2 separate regions of the Homo sapiens genome follow, and region 1 is linked to region 2. A link is a loop called in an ENCODE intact Hi-C map of the cell type or tissue named here. Cell type or tissue: B cell. All regions are shown on one strand. Links, peaks and the distances in the headings refer to the core of each region. The heading gives the core; the rest is flanking DNA.

Evidence for each region. Peaks named below come from ENCODE experiments on the same cell type or tissue, not always from the same donor. Only the 100,000 strongest peaks of a DNase experiment are listed, where the experiment ranks them.
Region 1: it touches region 2 in a loop (23-fold over the local background); 6 of 110 quality-filtered maps call a loop at or near these places.

The regions. Positions count from the first base shown.
Region 1 is chr10:12,319,522-12,329,919 of GRCh38, forward strand. It overlaps the pseudogene RN7SL198P. Among named protein-coding and RNA genes, the nearest start is that of CAMK1D, 25 kb to the right of the region's middle. RefSeq lists enhancers at 3,502-4,002, 4,003-4,503. In B cell, for the core only: no CTCF peak of the experiment used is centred there; a DNase peak (open chromatin) is centred at 4,330.
Region 2 is chr10:12,705,315-12,715,712 of GRCh38, forward strand. All of the region lies in intron 3 of CAMK1D (calcium/calmodulin dependent protein kinase ID), which reads left to right. Among named protein-coding and RNA genes, the nearest start is that of MIR548Q, 15 kb to the right of the region's middle. In B cell, for the core only: CTCF peaks have their summits at 2,464, 2,672, 5,977 (motif pointing left) and 6,176; DNase peaks (open chromatin) are centred at 2,447 and 5,967; H3K27ac peaks cover 2,047 bases.

The DNA.
Region 1 (10,398 bases), core at 783-8,782, 390 kb before region 2:
TGCAATCATGGCTCACTGTAGCCTCGAACTCCTGGGCTCAAGCAATTCTCTCATCTCAAGATGTTGAGAGTACAGGTGTGTGCCACCACATCTGACTAATTTAAAAATATATATATTTTATATATTGATATTGATAGAGACAGGATCTCACTATGTTGCCCAGACTGGTCTTGAATTCCTGGACTCAAGTGATCCTCCTGCCTTGGCCTCCCAAATTGTTGGGATTACAGGCATAAGCCACTGCACCTAGCCCAGATTTCTACCATAAGCGTGGATTGTATAATGCAGAGCATAAATAACAATCAAATAGGAAGAGGTAGCAACGTTTATTTTCACTAAACTGAAAAGCACTGCCTAAGTGCAATTTTATTATATTTATTGTTCTCTAATACAGACTCTAAGCCCATTATCAATCAATCCAAAAGCCTGTTATCTAGATAATTCTAGACAATGCAAAGTCCTTCATCTAAAATTGAAGCTCCTTGGAGATCAGGTCCCTGGTTACTTTCCCGTTCCTGTTATTTACCATAACAGGCTGGCCTCCTCCCGATTCCCTAAACACTTCTGAGTCTCCTCTGCTCCTTTTTTGTTTTTGTTTTTGAGATGGAGTCTTGCTCTTTTCGCCCGGGCTGGGCTCACTGCCACCTATACCTCCCCAGTTCGAGTGATTCTCCTGCCTCAGCCTCCCAAGTAGCTGGGATTACAGGTGTGCACAACCACGCCTGGCTAATTTTTGTATTTTTAGGAGAGATGAGGTTTCGCCATTTTGGGCAGGCTGGTCTCAAACTCCTGACCTCAGGTGACCCGCCTGCCTCAGCCTCCCAAAGTGCTGGGATTACAGGCAGGAACCACCATGCCCTGCCCCTCTGCTCCTTTGCATGTGCTGTTCTTTCCATCTGGAATTTTCTCAGTCCTTCTCCCTGTCCATCCAGGTCCCCAGGGGTTCAAATCAAGTCCTCTCTACTCTGAGAACATCTTCCCAGTCAAGCCTCTGAATTCCTACAAGCCTTTGTTATATTAAATAATTCTCTGTTATCTAACTTTCTCTGAAGGCATCTGTTTCTGCAACTGGATTGCAAGCACCTTGTCTAGTGTGATGCTTATATATAAGAGTAGTGTTAGTACACTGCAGGTGCTCAATAAATACTGCAGATTATCCTTTTTTTTTGAGATGGAGTCTCGCTCTGTCGCCCAGTCTGGAGTGCAATGGCGTGATCTTGGCTCACTGCAACCTCCGCCTCCCGGGTTCAAGCAATTCTCTGCCTCAGCCTCCCGAATAGCTGGGATTACAAGCGCCCGCCACCATGCCCGTCTAATTTTTTTGTATTTTTAGTAGAGACGGGGTTTCACCATGTTGGCCAGGATGGTCTTGAATTCCTGACCTCGTGATCCACCCACCTTGGCCTCCCAAAGTGCTGGAATTACAGATGTGAGCCACTGCACCTGACCAGATTAGCCCATTTCTAAGCTACTTGTGGCAACATGGTCCTCTATGCGTTTAGGAAACTGTTTTTTTTCTTTGCATGTTTCCCCTCACCCTCCCCAAACAAAGCCATTTAGAGACCAATGGACCAGACCTTGCGTAATCTCAGTGAGCCTGTGAGCATCCCAGATTGAACAGAAATTCAGCTGTAGACCTAGGAGATGTTTATTATCCTCCCTCCTTCTTTTGTTGCTTTTCACACACCTCTGTGCTCGAAAAGAGTCACCTGGTATATGAACTCTACACAGATGCTTGGACTCTTTTGTCCTTTTAACCTAGCAAGGGAAGGAGTTGTAAAGGATAAAGACTTCTTTTTATTACCTTTTAAAATAAATGAAATCGGCCGGGCATGGTGGCTTACGTCTGTAATCCCAGCACTTTGGGAGGCCGAGGCAGGCGGTTCACTTGAGGTCAGGAGTTCACGACCAGCTGGACCAACATGGTGAAACCCCGTCTCCACTAAAAATACAAAAATTAGCTGGGCGTGGTGGCATGCGCCTGTAGTCCCAGCTACTTGGGAGGCTGAGGCAGGAGAATTGCTTGAACCTGGGAGATGGCAGTTGCAGTGAGCTGAGATTGCACCACTGCACTCCAGCCTGGAAGACAGAGCAAGACTCTGTCTTAAAAAAAAAAAAATTAAAAAAAATAATAAAATGAAATAATCTTTCATTTTAGTTATGGAGTTTGAGGAAGAGTGAGGCCTTCCTTACAGAGCTGGGGCCAGCTGTGTTTATACTGAACATCAGGGCCAGGACCTAAGAATGGTGACAGGTGTGGGTGGCCACAAGGTATAGGCAAGAGGTCACAGACTCAGATACCTGCATGGCCAGACATGTAGCAAACTGGGCGGGTGTGAAACAGTAGCTGTGGGTGGGACCAGAGGTGGAAGTACATGATATTTAAGCTTCCTGAGCCCTTACTTGCTCAGGCCTCTGGAGGGACCCTAGCAATTCTGTATTTATAATTTCAATTTATTTTACTTAGAGAAGTCACTCCAACTAATATAAGCTTCAGGCCCGATAAAACCTATCTTTGCCCTTGGTGGAACTCTGGTACCCAACATGCCCTGGCCTAAGTTAAGTTGGATCATTTGGCCTCAAGTGATGACAGCTAATCAGAAGTGTTTCTAGGGCTTTTGGTTTTTCCAGAGCAGGAGGAGTCCAGATTTTTGTATGAAATCTCTGACATTTTAAATGTTGGTAACTTACAGCCAGGCACGGTGGCTCACACTGTAATCCCAGCACTTTGGGAGACTGAGGCATGTGGATCATTTGAGGTCTGGAGTTCAAGACCAGCCTGGGCAACATAGTGAAACCCCATCTTTACTACAAATACAAAAATTAGCTGGGCATGGTGGCACGTGCCTGCAATCCCAGTTACTTGGGAGGCTGAGGCAGGGGAATCACTTGAACCCAGGAGGTGGAGGTTGCAGTGAGCTGAGATTGTGCCACTGCACCCCAACCTGGGTGACAGAGTGAGACTCTGTCTCAAAAAAAAAAAAAAAAAAGTCGGTAACTTAAAACAAAAAACCACTGTGGCCAAACAAGTTGTGTGTATATATAGCAGGGAGTGAACTCGTGGACTGCCAATCTGTGACTTCTGGTTATTTGAGTTCAGAGGAATTACAGAATTGCCAAATTCTGTCATTTGGCTCCATGGCAGGGTCTACCTGCCCTGTGTCCTCTGCCCGTTAGAACATGTTTGGATAGGTCTCTGCCAGGGAGCTTTGATCTTTTCTGTGGCTGCAGCCAACAGCCAGACATCCTCTAAATGTCAGCCACTAGTCACAAGGACAGAAAGCCGACTGAGGGTGCGGGTGGACAAATTGGTGTAAATTCATTTCCACAGTCGGCAAAGCCAACCAAAGCACGTGGTCCACTGACAGTGATGTGGCAGCAAAGTCACTTGAACATGTGAAGACAAAGTGGGGTGGCTGTTGTTCTTCCCGGGCACTGATTAATCATGTAGGTGGGTAACTGTGTCGTGCTCCTCCGGAGGGCTGCAGCCAATGAGTTCAGGGGAGATTTATATAACTGCTCAGACGGAGAGGAAGTCACTTCCCTCTAGCTCCCAAATCCACTTGAGGCCACACACCCAGGCTTTCATAACTGCAGGCTTTCTACCTTGTGAACACTCCTCAGAAACTGCAAAGGGCCCCCAATTAAAGGAGTGACTTCTGTGTGTCATTTCATGTATAGAGCATGATGCTTCTTCTAAAGCTCCCGGGATGACAGGGGACATCAGATGGGGCCACAGGCTGGTATTTGGGGCAGAACGCAACTGTCAAGGATATTGGGGAGAAAGACGAGGCTGATAAGAACAAGGGATTTCGAGTGACAGCCTGTGGGCGTCCTTCCGTTGTCAGCTCAGATCGGCCATAAAGCTGCTTTGAGTGGCTGTGTTTCCATTGCTAATTAGCATGCCGTGGGAGCTGCTTTGCCATAGAGAGGTTTCAGGGCCTGCCGCATGGTTTTTTTTTTTTTTGAGACAGAGTCTCACTCTGTCGCCCAGGCTGGAATGCAGTGGCCCAATCTCGGCTCACTGCAACCTCCTGGGTTCAAGCAATTCTCCTGCCTCAGCCTCCCAAGTAGCTGGGATTACAGGTGCACACCACCACGCCTGGCTAATTTTTGTATTTTTAGTAGAGACGGGGTTTCACCATGTTGGCCAGGCTGGTCTCCAACTCCTGAACTCAAATGATCCGACCGCCTCGGCCTCCCACAGTGCTGGGATTCCAGGCGTGAGCCCTGATGCCCAGCCTGCTGCTTGGCTTCTAAGTAACTAGCAGGATCTGCGGTGGTGGTGAAGCGTGCTTTGCATAAGGCCAGAGCCTAGGGATCTGTTGTATAAACTCCACTTCTGCTTCTGACTGGGGGGGGCGCAATTGCAGAACATTTAAGAGAGCATCCCCCTTCCTGCCCCCCCATGCATGGACTGCTTCTGGAAAGGGCCTATCAGAACCCCCCCCCCCCCACAAAGGGGGCTATTTATTTATTTATTTATAGACGGAGTCTCGCTCTATTGCCCCAGCTGGAGTGCAGTGGCACAATCTCAGCTCACTGCAACCTCTGCCTCCCAGGTTCAAGCAATTCTCCTGCCTCAGCCTCCTTAGTAGCTGGGATTACAGGCGCACACCACCACGCCCAGCTAATTTTTTTTTTTTTTTTTTTGGTATTTTTAGTAGAGATGGGGTTTCACCATGTTAGCCAGGATGGTCTCTATCTCCTGACCTCATGATCCGCCCACCTTGGCCTCCTCTCGAAGTGCTGGGATTACAGGTGTGAGCCACTGTGCCCGGCCAATTTATTTATTTTTTTGAGACTGACTCTCACCCTTGCATCCAGGCTGGAGTGCAGTGGCAATATCTCAGCTCACCGCAACCTCCACCTCTCGGATTCAAGCGATTCTCCTGCCTCAGCCTCCCAAGTAGCTGGGACTACAGGCTCCCACCTTCTTGCCCAGCTAATTTTTGTATTTTTTAGTAGAGACTGGGTTTCACCATGTTGGCCAGGCTGGTCTCGAACTCCTGACCTCAAGTGATCCGCCTGCCTCAGCCTCCCAGTGTTCTGGGATTATAGGTGTGAGCCAGTGCGCCTGGCCAAAAAATCTATGTAGTTGCAGAAAAAGCTGCAGGTTGGGCATGGTGGCACACACTTGTAGTCCTGGCTACTTAGGAGGCTGAAGCAGGAGGATTACTTGAGCCTAGGAGTTCAAGTCCAGCCTGGGCAATATAGCTAGACCCCATCTCTTAAAAAAAATACAGAAGTTAGCCAGGCATGGTGGTGGGTGCCTATAGACCCAGCTAATTGGCAGGCTGAAGTGGGAGGATCCTTTGATCTCAGGAGGTTGAGGCTGCAGTGAGCTGTGATCATGCCACTGCACTCCAGCCTGGGCGATAGTGTGAGACCCAGACTCTAAAAAAGAAAAATAAGAAAGAAAGAAACTGCAGTAGATAATGTATAATGGGAGACAATAAAAGAAGGAAGATGAAGCATTTCTCCCCAGGGAGTTAGACTGTCATTCTGTCTGTCTGAAACCTTCCCAGTAAGTCAGTATTTCTGGTGTGTGCCTGGTAGAATTGCCTTGCTTTGTCTTCTAATTCATTCACTCACAAAATAATGTATGAATTCCGATTATAATCCAGGCCCTCGTTCCCATGCTAGGCACATGTGATGAGTGAAACATAGTCCCTGCGATTTGGAGCACCCATAATGAACAGTGTAAAAACTAAATGTCGGCCGGGCGCAGTGGCTCACACCTGCAATCCCAGCACTTTGGGAGGCCAAGGTGGGTGGATCACCTGAGGTCAGGAGTTCAAGACCAATCTGACCAACATGGAAAAACCCCATCTCTACTAAAAAAATACAAAATTAGCTGGGCATGGTGGCGCATCCCTGTAATCTCAGCTACTCGGGAGGCTGAGGCAGGAGAATCGCTTGAACCCGGGAGGAGTAGGATGCAGTGAGCCGAGATTGCGCCATTGCACTCCAGCCTGGGCAAAAAGAGCAAAACTCCATCTCAAAAAAAAGAAAGAAAGAAAAACATTGGCCAGGTAAGGTGGCATGTACCTGTAATCCCAGCTAGCTACTTGGGAGGCTGAGGCAGGAGAATCGCTGGAACCCAGGAGGCAGAGGTTGCAGTGAGCTGAGATTGTGCCACTGTACTCCAGCCTGGTGACAGAGCAACACTCTGTCTCAAAAAAAAAAAAAAAAAAAAAAAGAAATGTTCTAGATTCTAATGAAGAATGATGATATAGTTTGGATTAAGTATCTTGGACTGTTTTTTTTTTTTGTTTTTTACTTTATTTACTTTTTTTGAGATGGAGTTTTGCTCTGTCACCAGGCTGGAGTGCAGTGGCATGATCTTGGCTCACCACAACCTCTGCCTCCCGGGTTCAAGCGATTCTCCTGCCTCAGCCTCCCAAGTAGTTGGGACTACAGGTATGTGCCACCACGCCTGGCTAATTTTTGTATTTTCAGTAGAGACGGGGTTTCACCATATTGGCCAGTATGGTCTTGATCTCCTGACCTTGTGATCCGCCCTGCTTGGACACCCAAAGTGCTGGGATTACAGTCATGAGCCACGGCCCCCGGCCTGTCTTCAGTTTTTTGCATCGTACCTAAGTGTGGACTTTTACAAATTTATGTTGCTTGGGATTTGCTGGGCTCTTAAAAACTGTGAGTTGATGTCTGCCGTCAGCTCTGGAGAATTCCTGGCTATTATTTCTCCAAACATTGGCTTTGCTCCAGTATCTCATTCTTCTTTCTTTCTGTATGTCAATTAAATGTATGTTAGATCTTTTTAACACACTCTCCTTTTCATATTTTCCTTTGTTTTTTTTCTTTTCAAGCTGAATTCTGTATAGTTTTTTCTGACCTGTCTTCTGGTTCACTAATTCTCACTTCAGCCGAGATGATCTGCTATGAAGTCAGCCGTTGGCTTTTTAACTTCAATGACTGTATTTTTCAGTTTGAGAATTTCTAGTTGGCCATTTAAAAGATCTTTTATGTCATTTTCTATAGTTTCCTGTTGCTATAATTGTCAAGAGTAGCTTTTATGTTTCTGAAGGCGGTAAACAGAGTTGTTTTATGGCCTGTGTCTGAGAATTCTCATTTCTAAAGTCTCTGCGAGTTCGTTTGCACTCTTGGCTGTTCCTGCCATCCTAGCTCTTAATGCCTTGTTTTCTTTTTTCTCTCTTTTTTTTTTTTGTGACGGAATCTTGCTCTGTCATCCAGGCTGGAGTACAGTAGTGTGATCTCTGCTCACTGCAACCTCCACCTCCCTGGCTCAAGCAATCCTCCTACCTCAGCCTCCTGAGTAGTTGGGATTACAGGTGCGTGCCACCACACCCAGCTAATTTTGTATTTTTAGTAGAGACGGGGTTTCGCCATGTTGGCCAGGGTGGTCTCGAACTCCTGGCCTCAAGTGATCCACCTGCCTCAGCCTCCCAAAGTGCTGGGATTACAGGCTTGAGCTACCACGCTGGGCTGTGATGTCCTGCTTTCCTGAGTGCCTGAATTCTCTTAGGTGGTATCGGCCACTGCATATGTATGAATATATATATATGAATAATGGTGGAGTCTTCCAGAGAGGTTTTTAGCTGTGTCTGCCAGGCCTTGAGGCACCACCAGTCTGGAACCACCTTAATCCAAGTTCAAAGTTTGAGACTCCCGGACCGCCCAGACGATCTGAACTTGACTGTGAGCCTGAGGGCTGCATACTTGCCCTTCTCCCCAACCCTGAGGAGCTTGCTTGACATGGGGAGTGGTGTATCTGGATCCCCAGCCTTGGCAGGTCCTGGGCTCTGAATTGTGTTCAAAGCCTGTGAGACTATGGAAAGAATAGCTCATTTTCAAAGCTGTTTTTTTTTTTTTTCTTTTTTTCCAGATTGACAAATGCCTTAGAATAAAAGCTCTGTGGGCTGGGCAAACCACTTCTGGGTTTGTCCTGGCCTTGATTTTGGCAGATGTTTCTTCGCTACCTTATTATCATTTTGATGCTCTTAAGAAAACTAAACAAATCTTTCAGCCAGCTTTTAAGTTGTCTTTCGTAGGAGGGTTGATCTAAATTACTTAACCTGCTATTGGCAAAGGGAAAAGTACCAGGTGACCTAGGTTCAAATCCTAGGTGTGTCTATCACTTCCAGCTGGCTGATGTCAGCCAAGTTTGTTTCCTCATCTATCTGATGCACACAGTAAACCCTACCTACTTGACTGTGTGGCTGTGCAATTTAAAAGTGAACATTGTTTTTTGTAAAGGGGTGTACTCACAGGTTTGTTTATTGTTTATGTCCCACACTAGAATGTCAACTCCAAAAGAATGTCACTTCACTGGTATTTCCCCAACAATGCCTGATACATAGTAGATGCTCAATCAACATGGACTATAGGAAGGGTTACTTTGTAAAGATAATCAAGTACTTACCCAGGATACATGTATGTAGGCTGGGTACAGGCGCTCATGCCTGTATTCCAAGCATTCTGGGAGGCTGTTGTAGGATCACTTGAGGCCAGGAGTCTGAGACAAGCCTGGGCAACATAGTGAGACCCCCATCTCTACAAAAATAATTTTAAAAAAATTAACTGGGCATGGTGGCATGCACCAGTAGCCCCAGCTACTCAGAAGGCTGAGGCAGGTGGATCCCTTGAGCCCAGGAGTTCAAGGCTACAGTGAGCTGTGATGGCACCACTACACTCCAGCCTGGGTGACAGCAAGATTTTGTCTCTGAAACATTTTTTTTTTTTTTGAGACTCACTCTGTCCCCAGGCTGGAGTGCACTGGTGCCATCTCAGCTCACTGCAACCTCCACCTCCCTGCTCCAAGTGATTCTCCTGCCTCAGCCTCCTGAGCAGCTGGGATTACAGGTGAGCGTCACCACACCCAGCTGATTTTTTATATTTTAGTAGAGATGGGGCTTCGCCATGTTGCCCAGGCTGGTCTCAAACTCCTGACCTCAGGTGATCCACCCATCTTGGCCTCCCAAAGTGCTGGGATTACAGGTATGAGTCACTGTGCCCGGTCTGAAACTTTTTTTTTTTGAGACAGAGTTTGCACTGTCACCCAGGCTGGAGTGCAGTGGTGCTATCTCGGTTCTCTGCAAGCTCGGTCTCCCGGGTTCACGCCATTCTCCTGCCTCAGTCTCCTGAGTAGCTGGGACTACAGGCGCCCACCACCAAGCCCGGCTGTTTTTTGTATTTTTAGTAGAGGTGGGGTTTCACCGTGTTAGCCAGGATGGTCTCCATCTCCTGACCTCGTGATCCGCCCACCTTGGCCTCCCAAAGTGCTGGGATTACAGGCGTGAGCCACTGTGCACGGCTGAAACTTTTTTTTTTAAACCAAGCTTTGAACTTGGACTAAGGTGGTTCCAGAATGGTGATGCCCCAAGGCTTGGCAGATACAGCTAAAAAAAAAAAAAACCCCAAAAACAAAAAACAAAACAAAAAAATCCCAACATGTATTTAAAGATAAAACCATATCAGAAAACTGCACTCTTGGGGATCAAGATCAAATCTTCATATCAGCATCTACTGTGCAGAAGATCCTGTTTCCCTTTGTTAGTTTCTAAACCTGGTTGTTAGATTAATACAATCATTCTTACTTCATTTTAATTTTTTACTTGATATGATTTTTTTTTTGAGACAGAGTCTTGCTCTGCCACCCAGGTTGGAATGCAGTTGCACAATTTCGGCTCACTGCAACCTCCACCTCCCAGGTTCAAGCAATTCTCCCGCCTCTGCCTCCTGATTAGCTGGAATTACAGGCATGTGCCACCACACCCGGCTAATTTTTGTATATTTTAGTAGAGACGAGGTTTTGCCATGTTGGCCAGGCTGGTCTTGAACTCCTGACCTCAGGTGATCCGCCTGCCTAGGCCTCCCAAAGTGCTGGGGTTACAGGCGAGAACCACCGCGTTCGGCCCCTTGATATGATTTTGAACAGGATCTTTATCTTCAGTGAAAGGCTGATATTCCATTTCTTTATGGAAACAGTCTTGACTGTTTGGGCACTTGGGCTGTTTCCAGTTTTGGGCTATTAGAGATAATGCCAGCTTCTTTGTCAGCTGACGTCAGTGAAAATGGTGAAATGTGTCTATTGTCAAACCTTGACACTGTGTTCAGGCCCATTTCAGAAGTATCTTTCGGTGCTTGAAATTTGGCATCCTCTATAGTATAAACAAGATTAACAAAAATTGATTCCTTTGCCTCCCAAGGGAAAAACTCAGGCTATTTCCAAAGGAGATCAAAGAAGGATGTTCAAAATGGAATTCAGAGTCACTGTGGAATCTTAATGATAAACTTTGGTATTTCCTTTGACCAAAATTATTTTAATAAATGCTCTAGCAAACATTGCCACTGGTACATTTTTTTTTTTTTTTTTAACCAAGGAGTGATTTAGAAATGGTAAGGTGATTTACC
Region 2 (10,398 bases), core at 1,535-9,534:
GCTGGGCGTGATGGTGAACTCCTGTAATCCCAGCTACTCAGGAGGCTGAGGGAGGAGAATCACTTGAACCCGGGGGTCAGAGGTTGCAGTGAGCCGAGGTTGTACCACTGCACTCCAGCCTAGGTGACAAAGCGAGACTCCAGCTCAAAAAAAAGAAAAGAAAAGAAAAGAATAGAATAATAGTGTACCATGCATCATAACAATAATAAACATCTTGTTTTATGCACCTCTTATTTCACTTCCATGAACGGTGTGTTCGTATAAAGTATGCTGGTTCAGGGAGACCAGCCTGGTCCTCGATTGTGAGTATGGCTCCATGTAGACAATCCTACTCAAGGTAAATGCAACCAGAAACAAAGGACATTGCCCCTAACAAGGACTTGGGCCAGAATTCCATTGTTCGGCCTTCTTGCCAAGGGCTGAGACATGCTTTCTGTCAGTATCATTGAAGTATGATGGATGGTTCGTGCTAGTCTAAGAGGAGCAATATCTCACGTCGCTGGAGTGTCTAGGGACAAGAATGCTTTTATTAAACAGCTACCTTAACTAAAAGTGATGCTCACTGTTAACCATTGGTTTCATGATGCCAGGCAGTACTTGAACATCTTCATGGGATGTATTATAATAACTTAGCATCCCTATTTAGCACTGAGTTATACTGAATTCATTTAATCCTTATCCATTTAGATAATTACAGTGCAGTAGTCCTGCTTTATCTGAGGGGGGTGTGTCCCAAGACCCCAGTGGATGTAGAAATGGCAGATAGTAGGTGTACACTAAGGTTTTTTAATCCAATAACTGAGATGGCTTCTAAGTGACTAACTGGCAGGTAGTGTAGACAACGTTTGGATGGATGGGCTGGACAGAGGGATGATTCATATCCTGGGTGAGACAGAGTAGGATGGCACAGGATTTCATAGCTACTTGGAATGGCTCGCAATTTAAAATTGTTTATTAACTGTATTAATTGTTTATATGTGGAATTTTCCATTTAATATTTTCAGACCGCAGTTGACGGCAGGTAACTGAAACTGAGGCTAAGGGGGCTACCGTGTCGTCCTTCTGAAATTCAGTACCACAGCACAGCAGTGTAGATGGAGATAGAATGTGGAAAGGGCTGGGTGTGGTGGCTCACACCTGCAATCCCAGCACTTTGAGAGGTCAAGGCAGGAAGATCTCTTGAGCCCAGGAGTTCAAGACCAGCCTGGGCAATATAGTGAGACCTCATCTCTATAAAAAATTTTTCAAACCCTTAGCTGAGCATGGTGGGTACACCTGTAGTCCCAGCTACCTGGGAGGCTGAGGTGGGAGGATTATAATCATGTGTTTTTGTTGTAAACAACTTGAGTCTGGGAGGCAGAGATTATAGGGAGCCAAGATTGTGCCACTGCACTCCAGCTTGGGCAACAGAGTAAGACCCTGTCTCCAAAAAAAAAAAAAAAGAATGTAGAAAAGATCTCTGTTTTCCATTCATTCCCTCAGTTATTCTTTGAAACAAGCAACCTTTGAGCATCTGCTTTGTGCTGTGCTCTTGGAACACAGAAGTAGGTGATAACTCGGCCCTTGGTCCATAGGAGGAAACAGATATATCAGCATGATGGCCATTTAGGGTGGGACGTGCTAGAATAGAGGGAGATACATATGAAGGTATCTGGGATTTTAAAGGAAGACGGACAAACTGTGCGGTTTGGGAAGACATTACCCATCACAAAGATATTTAAAATACAACTTAACAGGCACATAAAAGAGTTTTCCAGCTGGAGAGAGATAGGAGTTACGGAAGGAGAGGTGGACAGATCCCAGCCCCAGGACATAGCCTGGAATTTGCTCCTTTCAGCCAGCAGTGGATGTACTTTAGCTGTCTCTTGCTTCTTTTGCTTAAAAACAGAATTCAGAAAAAATTAATTCCAGTTATTCAGCGTGCCAGTTAGTGGAGGCCTGACTAATTAAGGTTTCACTGTAAGCTTGGCATATCAGAAGTAGTATTATAATCATGTGTTTTTGTTTTGAATATGTTAAGTTTTTGTTGTTCTATTTGTGTTGACTGGGGTAAAATGTGATCTGTGTCATTTTGATTTTGAGTTCTCACTTAGTAATCCAATTTGGCATCCCATATCCTCTTCCCAACAAGAATTTAAAGTGTTTATTAAAAAGGAGAGGAGAGGTAGAGGGTCAAATAAAACATTGGCAGCAAGGCAGGTGGCCAAAGCCTGCGGAGGAAGGACAGGAAATGTCTGCTGGAGCTTGTTATAGAGCAGACGCAGAATGAGCACAGTCAGAAAATAGAGAGCTAGGGAAGGGAAGGCTTGCTCAGCTCTGGGGAATTCCAGAACTTAGAGGGCAGAGGCCAATTTATTCAACATGATAGTTTCTTGTCTCTAATCTCTCTTGGATTCTTTGAGTATGAGGAGGACAAGTAAATGTTTTGAGGAAGCATGGCATAGCAAGAACACCAGGGGGCCTCGCATACCTGCCTTTGAAGTTTATTATGTTTGGCAAGACCCTCTCAGAGCCTACGTTCATAGCTGTGAAATTAGCCATAAACATGCTCCCTCCAAGGCCTTCTGTTGGGAGGATTTATAAGGATTTAAATATGCTTAGCACAGAGTGCAGGCCATAGGAGATACTCAGTAAATGGGATCCCCCCTCTGCCCGACCTGTAACCCTACGTGGAATCCTATGATAGACTTTGCCTAAGAGTGACCGAGGCAGCATTGTCATTGCCACGGCTAGAGCCCCCATTGTATTTAGTTTAACCTTCGCTCTCTAAAGGTCAGAATACATTTCTACAACACAATACATTTTATTTAGTGCTGCACACACAGTGGTTTTAGTGAGGGCCTTAATAGTCCCCCCAGAGGTTCCACGTATGCACCTCTTGCACTCTGCCACCTGTGCTGTGGGGCTAGTATCCTGCAATGACAGTGCACTCCCAGCTTATGCCTGGGAGACGTTCTTAAAGTCCCAGTGGCGACTGATACGTTTACATGCTGTTTATGAAAGAGATGGAGTTTGGGTGGTGATGGGAGGGAGGGAAGGAGAAGAAGGAAGCGCCGTAACTCCATCTGATGGGCACAGAAGCAGAGGAAGAGTAACGCATATGCTGTGCACTCCCCCTTCCCTTCTTGCCACCCAATCCCTGATCCCAGCTGGATCTCAATATAGAATAATAAAACTGTGATTAAGATCACGTAAACACAATTTATTTTTTCATTAAGCTCCATAATATACTTTTGCACTTGTTTCTATAAAGCTTCAGACGGCCTCAGCAAAAGAGTTGACGCTTTGCCTGTAATATAATTTGCATGTCCCTATCCTCTTTAAAAGTGCCAGTTTCCTTGAATTACAGATATTAACTCCCAAGACAGTATAAGCATCATGGCCTTTTGGACAGGTGGGCTGTTTTCTTCTATTCATTTTGAGGTTGTTAGGGACTCTTTGGTAATAGGATCTTCCTAATCTACGATATTATTGGTTATTAAATATGGATGACTTGTTTGATGTAGTGGGGCTTGTTTTCAATGATCCCATTAGGCCAGGCGTGGTGGCTCATATCTGTAATCCCAGCACTTTGAGAGGCCGAGGCAGGAGGATCACTTGAAGTCAGTGAGCCACCACGCCCGACCCGGAGTTGCATCTCTTAACGGCATCCCAGTTCGAGTCTCAGCCAAGGGAGCAGGCACCCATGCCCTGGGGCCTGAACTGTGGCATGGGAGTGGGGGGCACAGATCTTTTGGCAGAAGGTGGCTACCCAGGTCCAAGCCTCAGACATCTTTCCTCCTTGTCAGACCTTCCTCCTGGGTGAGTCACCTATGTGGGGGGCGGGTGAGAACCTCTTTGTGGAGGCTCTGGGAAAGCCGACTTGGAGCTTGGAGCCTCCACAGTTATATAAATGGAAAATTAGAAAAAAACAAAAAGGCCTTGTGGGCTTGTAAAGATGGAATACATTGTAGCTGAGAAAATTCTTGGCTGAGAAAATGTGAGGAGTGCTAAGGCCGTGGTTGGAGGATTTTTTTTTTTTTCTTGGTAAAGGGAGACAGTGGCTGCAGAAGGCACCAGCTGTCCCCACCTCTTTGCCATTGTTGAAACAAACTCGCAAATGGAAAGGACTTTGCAATGCAGAGTCTAAGGAGGGAAAATGAAAATATGACAGATACAAAGAACTGAATGCATTCTGAAATCTTAGGGGAATAAAAATATCTAGTATTGAGACAGCCCAAAGCTAAGAGTCTGCAAACTCAGAAACAGCAAGAAGCTTTTTCACAAGAAAAGGAAACTTAGTGCTCTAGGTACATAGAGGTGGAGAGGAGGGCCTGTGTGTTTTAATCTGTCACCCGATATCTTGTATAGCTGTAGGATTATGGAGTGATTCAGTTTCCTCTCTGTAGCAACATCCATGAAAATATCTATTTACTTACTGCCTCGGGAAAACATTCAAATTTATGATTTAATCAGCTTCAAAGTATTTCTGCTGAGTTTTGTTACTTTGTTTAACTTTTTTATTATGTGGTAGCTGGTGGATTGTAGGCATATTTAGCAGTTGGGAAATGTCTAAGGAAAGATTACCTTTGATAAAAAGCCAGTAGGAAGGGAATTGAAGGACGCAGAGTCGATGCCTGCAGTTTCTTGTTTTTGTTTCCCCAGCTCTGGAGTCAGACTGCATAGGTTTGCATCCTGACTCTTCAAGTTACCGTGTGACTTTGAGCAAACTTCTTAACTTTTCTGTGCCTCAGTTTCCTCTAAAATGTGATCATAGTTGTATTTACCTCAGAGATTGTCATGAGGATTAAATGAAATACTATATAAATGCTTAGAGCAGTATATCATCTTTCAGAAGAAAATTAAGTGTTACCGTTTGTAACTATCAGCTTCACAGACACTTAACTTCTTCTTTAATTTTCCCACTTAGAACCTAAAGTATATTTCTGTAAATGGGCACAACAGCTGGATCCCGACGTAATGACATTGATTTACGTTGTAAGTAACACACTACTGCCACCAGAGTATTTCTGGACAGTGTCTTGATAACTTTCGGTAATTTGGCTGTACCCTGTCATTCATTCCGTACATGTTTATTGAGCATCTATTATATGCTAGAAATGACATGAGCTATGGAAAATATGAACATGAAAAATAAAGAGCCCACAGATTAGTGACAAAGACAGAGAAGAAACAAATGCCTTCGATACAGTCTTTTGTACGTCAAAGTTTTTAGCCCTCTTGACAGTGGCTTGAGAGACCAGGTGTACAGACTTCTTTCGGGCTCAGGTCCTGCAAGTTGTGGGATGGGGGCCAGGATAATTTGCCACCAGCAAGCTTGGATTCAGCCACCTGCTGCTGCCCAGAATGCGATCCAACCTTTCCCAGTGAAAATGCAACCTTAGGAGTCAGGACCCAGGCAAGAGGGGGAGTGTGTAAAGACCTACACTGTATTCCACTAAGAACAAATAACTAATCACACAGCAGAACCTCTGGTATATAAACAAAGACATCCAGGCTGAACACAACCCCACCGGCGATATGTACCTCCGAGTGTACACCAGGGTATATAAAAAGTTATCCAAATGTCTGTTGCCTTTGACATTTGATCAATCACTATTGGAGTTTTCATCAACTTGTTCAGACTATATACCATGGATCTTTGCTGGGTGGATTAAGGTTTTGAATGTATTGCTTGTGTATTTCATCATGCAGTCAAAATCCACCTCCCACATAAGCCTGTTGTTGGATAGAGCTCCCAGTCATGAAAGTCTGTCCTCTTTTTCTCCCCTTCTATTTCTTGGTATTAATTTCAGCTTAATCAAGTCTTCTGGCCCTGTGATTCCAGGAACAGTTGGGTTCTGGCTAAAAGCAAAAGAGAAAACCGCCTGTTTCAGTCGCATAAGGTGATGTGGCAAGAACTTGTTTCTGAGGAATCCAAGATCTAGCCATTTTCAGCAGTGGTCATAGGGGACTGGAACGGGGGCGCCACCTGCAGGCTAAGGGGGAAAACACAGAGCGAGAAACTGAACCTTGCTTTAGGGGACAGGCATTTAAAGGCAAAGGAAATTCAGTCCCTCTGTGATAGACAGTAATGAACTCAGCAGGCTGTCTTGTAGATAAATATGCATGAGAATGCATCGTTGGAAGAGCTCTCACGTATTCCCTTCATTCCTGCCTTTTGGAGTTTCAGAATGTTTTACATTTTATGTTCATTTATATTTTTCTTTGTCAGAGTATGGAGATCCTAAAATCATCTGCCAGGGTATTTGCTGCTTCTTGGTACTGCTTGCTGCTCTTTTCAGAGAGAGCAGTGCCAGGTAAAATATTCTGCATTCTCATAAGAAGAGGTGAATGTCATTGCGTTCCCTGTTAATATGAGGCAGGGAAGGACGCTCTGGCCCGGAGCCGGAGTCCTCACACCACTTTGGTCTCTGTCCTTTCTAGCAGATCTAAATATCTACTCTGTCTACACCCTGTTTTTACAGAAACACCAGTGCTAGTCTAGAATGAAGGCAACATTGACAGCAGTGATGATCAAACGTTCGTTTTTCAATATGCCATGAAAAATAACTTGGTCCAAAATAAAATTCTGTCCTTATATTTCTATTTAGATGTATACCTCCCATAAAGGTAAAATGTTTTTCTCAGACGTAATTTCAGATTTTCTGTGTGCCCTACCAACAGATCAGGTTTCTCCTAAGTTTTTCAGTGGAAAATGTGATCGGCAAATGTATCAGCTGTTCCTCTGTTAGCTTTGTTGATTGATGCTTTTGAGGGGCAGAGTAGGTTTATTTGCTGATTTGTGCATTTTATCAGGTACAAAGGACATAGCAGATGTGGAAGATGCTTTTAAGAACTTCACCAAGAAGCTTGAGGGCCACCCTAAGGGAAGCTCCGCTCTCCTTCAACTGAAGCTCTCCAGGGACAATAGGAGCTGATGTTTTTGGAAGCGTCACACTGCTGGGGTCAGTGTTGCAGGTTCAGGAATGTCAGGATGCAGCCCTGTGTCTAGAGTACTCACAGCTAGGACAGGCGCACACATAACTATAATACCAAGCCAGCCTGCAGCAGCGCCATGGAGGGGCACACAGGGTGAAGAAGGGTGTCTTAGCTGGAATTGCTACAACAGAACGCTGTAGACTGGGCAGCTTCAATGTGGATGTGTATTTCTCACAGTTCTGGAGGGTGGAAGTTCCAGAGCAAGGTGGTGGCTGATTCACTTCCTGGTGAGGGCTCTCTTCCTGGTTTGCAGACGGCCTCCTTCTCACTGTGTTCTCACATGGTGGACAAAAAGAGGGCTCTGGCGTCTCTTCTTATAGGGACACTAATCGCATCCTGGGGGCCCCATTTGTTTGACATCATCTAACCTGATCGTCTCCCAAAGGCTCCATCTCCTAATACCATCATACTGGGGGTTAGGGTTTCGTGTGTATTTAGGGGTAGGGGAGACTAACATTCAGTCCATAACGGAGGGGAAGATTCAGCTGTAGGATTATCAGGCTCAGAGAATTAGACTCTATTATCTCCCCCGCCTACACACACACCCCTGTACTGATGAGAAAAGTAAAGCAGCGAAGGGGAGGGTACTGAGCTTAGCAGCAGCCAGCTTCATTGTCAGTTCCATACCTGGGAGAGCCTCAGAGCCCACCCTCTGTGAAAGGAGGGAGGCATGAGCATGTAAAAAATATATACTTCTCCATGGAAAAGATGGTTTTGACATTCCCGGAGGCATGGTACCTATTTCAGATCTCCTTAGAGTTTCTGTTAAGTGGGTGCCTCCCTTTTTTTTTTGGGATGGAGTTTTGCTCTTGTTGCCCAAGCTGGAGTGCAATGGCGCCACCTTGGCTCACTGCAACCTCTGCCTTCCAGGTTCAAGCGATTCTCCTGCCTCAGCCTCCTGAGTAGCTGGGATTACAAGCGCACGCCACCAGGCCCGGCTAATTTTTTGTATTTTTAGTAGTAACAGGGTTTCACCAAGTGAGTGCTGCTTTTAAGAAGTCAAATGATAGGCAACTTGTGGACGATGCCTTTAGTTTATCTAAGTCCTGTTTCAGCTTTGAGGTTTCCATGAGTTGCGTTTTACCCTGAGGTTGGTGAAGTGCAGCATTGGGTTAACTTTGCTCCCACGAATTCCAGGGGTGCCCATTGCTAACTGGCTTCTCACAGCAATGACATTTGAGGCCGGAATGGTCTCTCTGTCGGCACGGTACACAGTTGTTCACTGGTGGCTTATTGGTCAGATCAAAAACCAAAAAGAAACAGGGAGGGAATGCGGACTAGGATCCATGTTTGTAGAAATCTGAGCAGGGAGAAAGGAAGAAAGGAGGATTGGGGGACCCCTACATGTCCTCCCTTCAGTTGCAGATGTTTGTTAGGATGTGGTCAGATGTGGGGAAGGGCAGGTGGCCATGGAAGCAGGGCCCCCAACAAGTGGCATTCACCTGGATGGATGCCCCACAGCCCAGCATCTAGACTTCAGCTGGTTTGTCAACACACCAAGTGTGGATGCTTTTGTTGGAACAGAATCCCTCAACAGAGACAGAATGCCAGTATTATTGATTCATAATAAAATGTATAATTATCCAGTGGGCTCATGTTGGCTAAGTAGCATCGTCTTTCCCCTTTAGGGCAAAAATACTTAGAAAGGCAAACTGTAATCAGAAGATCGCTTGGATGGATGGGATCAGAGCAGGAGGAGGGAACGGGGTTATGTTGACAGCTGGTACCATCAGGCTGTGATAGCTGGTCTGGAACCCTCACCTCCACTGTAAGGACATCCCTGCCACAGCCCATGGTCACGGCATGTAGCCAGGACTCTGCTTTCCCAGTGGTCCTGTGGAGGGGCTGCTGACTTGGAAGGTGGTGGGCTTCTCTAAGTCTCTTATCCATGGTCACCCTGCTGACCGACCCCACCGTCACCCCCCACCCCCGTAGGCATAGACATATTATATCTTTAGAATATGAATCCAGACAACCGTCTACCTTCATACATGGCATAGTCCCCAAAACATGCACCCCTGTGCAAAATGGAACAGTACACTTACATGCTCCCAGCCCAGAGAGGTTTAAAAGTATATTTATATTTTTAATTATAATTTTAAAATAAAAAGTATATTTATATATTTATAAATAGGTGCATTAAGGCCAGGTGCGGTGGCTCACGCCTGTAATCCCAGCACTTTGGGGGGCCAAGGCAGGCGGATCACGAGGTCAGGAGTTAGAGACCAGCCTGGCCAACATGATGAAACCCTGTCTCACTAAAAATACAAAAAATTAGCTGGGCTTGGTGGCAGGTGCCTGTAATCTCATCTACTCAGGAGGCTGAGGCAGGAGAATTGCTTTAATCCAGGAGGTGGTGGTTCCAGTGAGCCGAGATCACGCCACTGCACTCCAGCCTGGGCAACAGAGCAAGACTCCAACTCAAAAAATAAATAAGTAAATAAATAAAAATAGGTACATTAAATTACACACACACACACACACACACACACACACACACACACACACACAATGTCTGATTATCCCTGGTCTTTTAGTTACCTTTTTTTATTGATACATAATGCTTCTACCTATTTATGGGGTATATGTGATGTTTACTCGCATAGAATGTGTAATGATCAAGTATCATTACTTCGAATATTTGTCTTTTCTGTGTTGGGAACACCTCAAGTCCTCTCTTCTAGCTATTTTGGAATATACAGTGCAGTATTGTTAACCAAAGTCCCCCTACTCTGCTATGGAACATTAGAACTATTCCTTCTATCGAACTGTATGTCTGTATCCACTCACCAATCCCCTCAGACGCCCCCTACACCCTTCCAGCCTCTGGTATCTATCATTCTACTCTCTACCTCCTTGAGATCCACTTTCTCAGCTACCACGTATGAGTCGTCACAGTTCTTGATGATATATTTCCCCATGCCTATAGCTTTTTGCTTTTCATTCTTTTATAACTAAATCTGAACATTGGCCTACCTAGATTCCAGTGAGCACCCAATTGGTCACTTCTGTTCTGTGTGATCATTTCCATCTTTGTCTCTTCTCAAATGCATGACTACTGCGATATCTTCATTTCTTATCACTAGCTGCTTCAGGTGCATTTTATCATTTTCCTCTTTTAAAATAAATAATAGGAAAATGCCCCAAATATTCAACAAACAGTTGAACAAATACTGCTCTGTAGATGGATACAGCCATTCTGTGCAAACTTAACTTTTGGCTTGAAGTGATTGGCACAATACAAGGCTCAAATTATTTGTGGGAAAATCTAGCTTTTGCATACAAAACGTGATGTCACCTTTTATGTTATGTGATATAACATAGTATGCTATGTTTTCAAAAGTTAAATAGACAAAAGTTAGGGAAGTTGATAACCACAATCAGATTATACTTGGATCTCGGGGGGAGAAGTGTGGG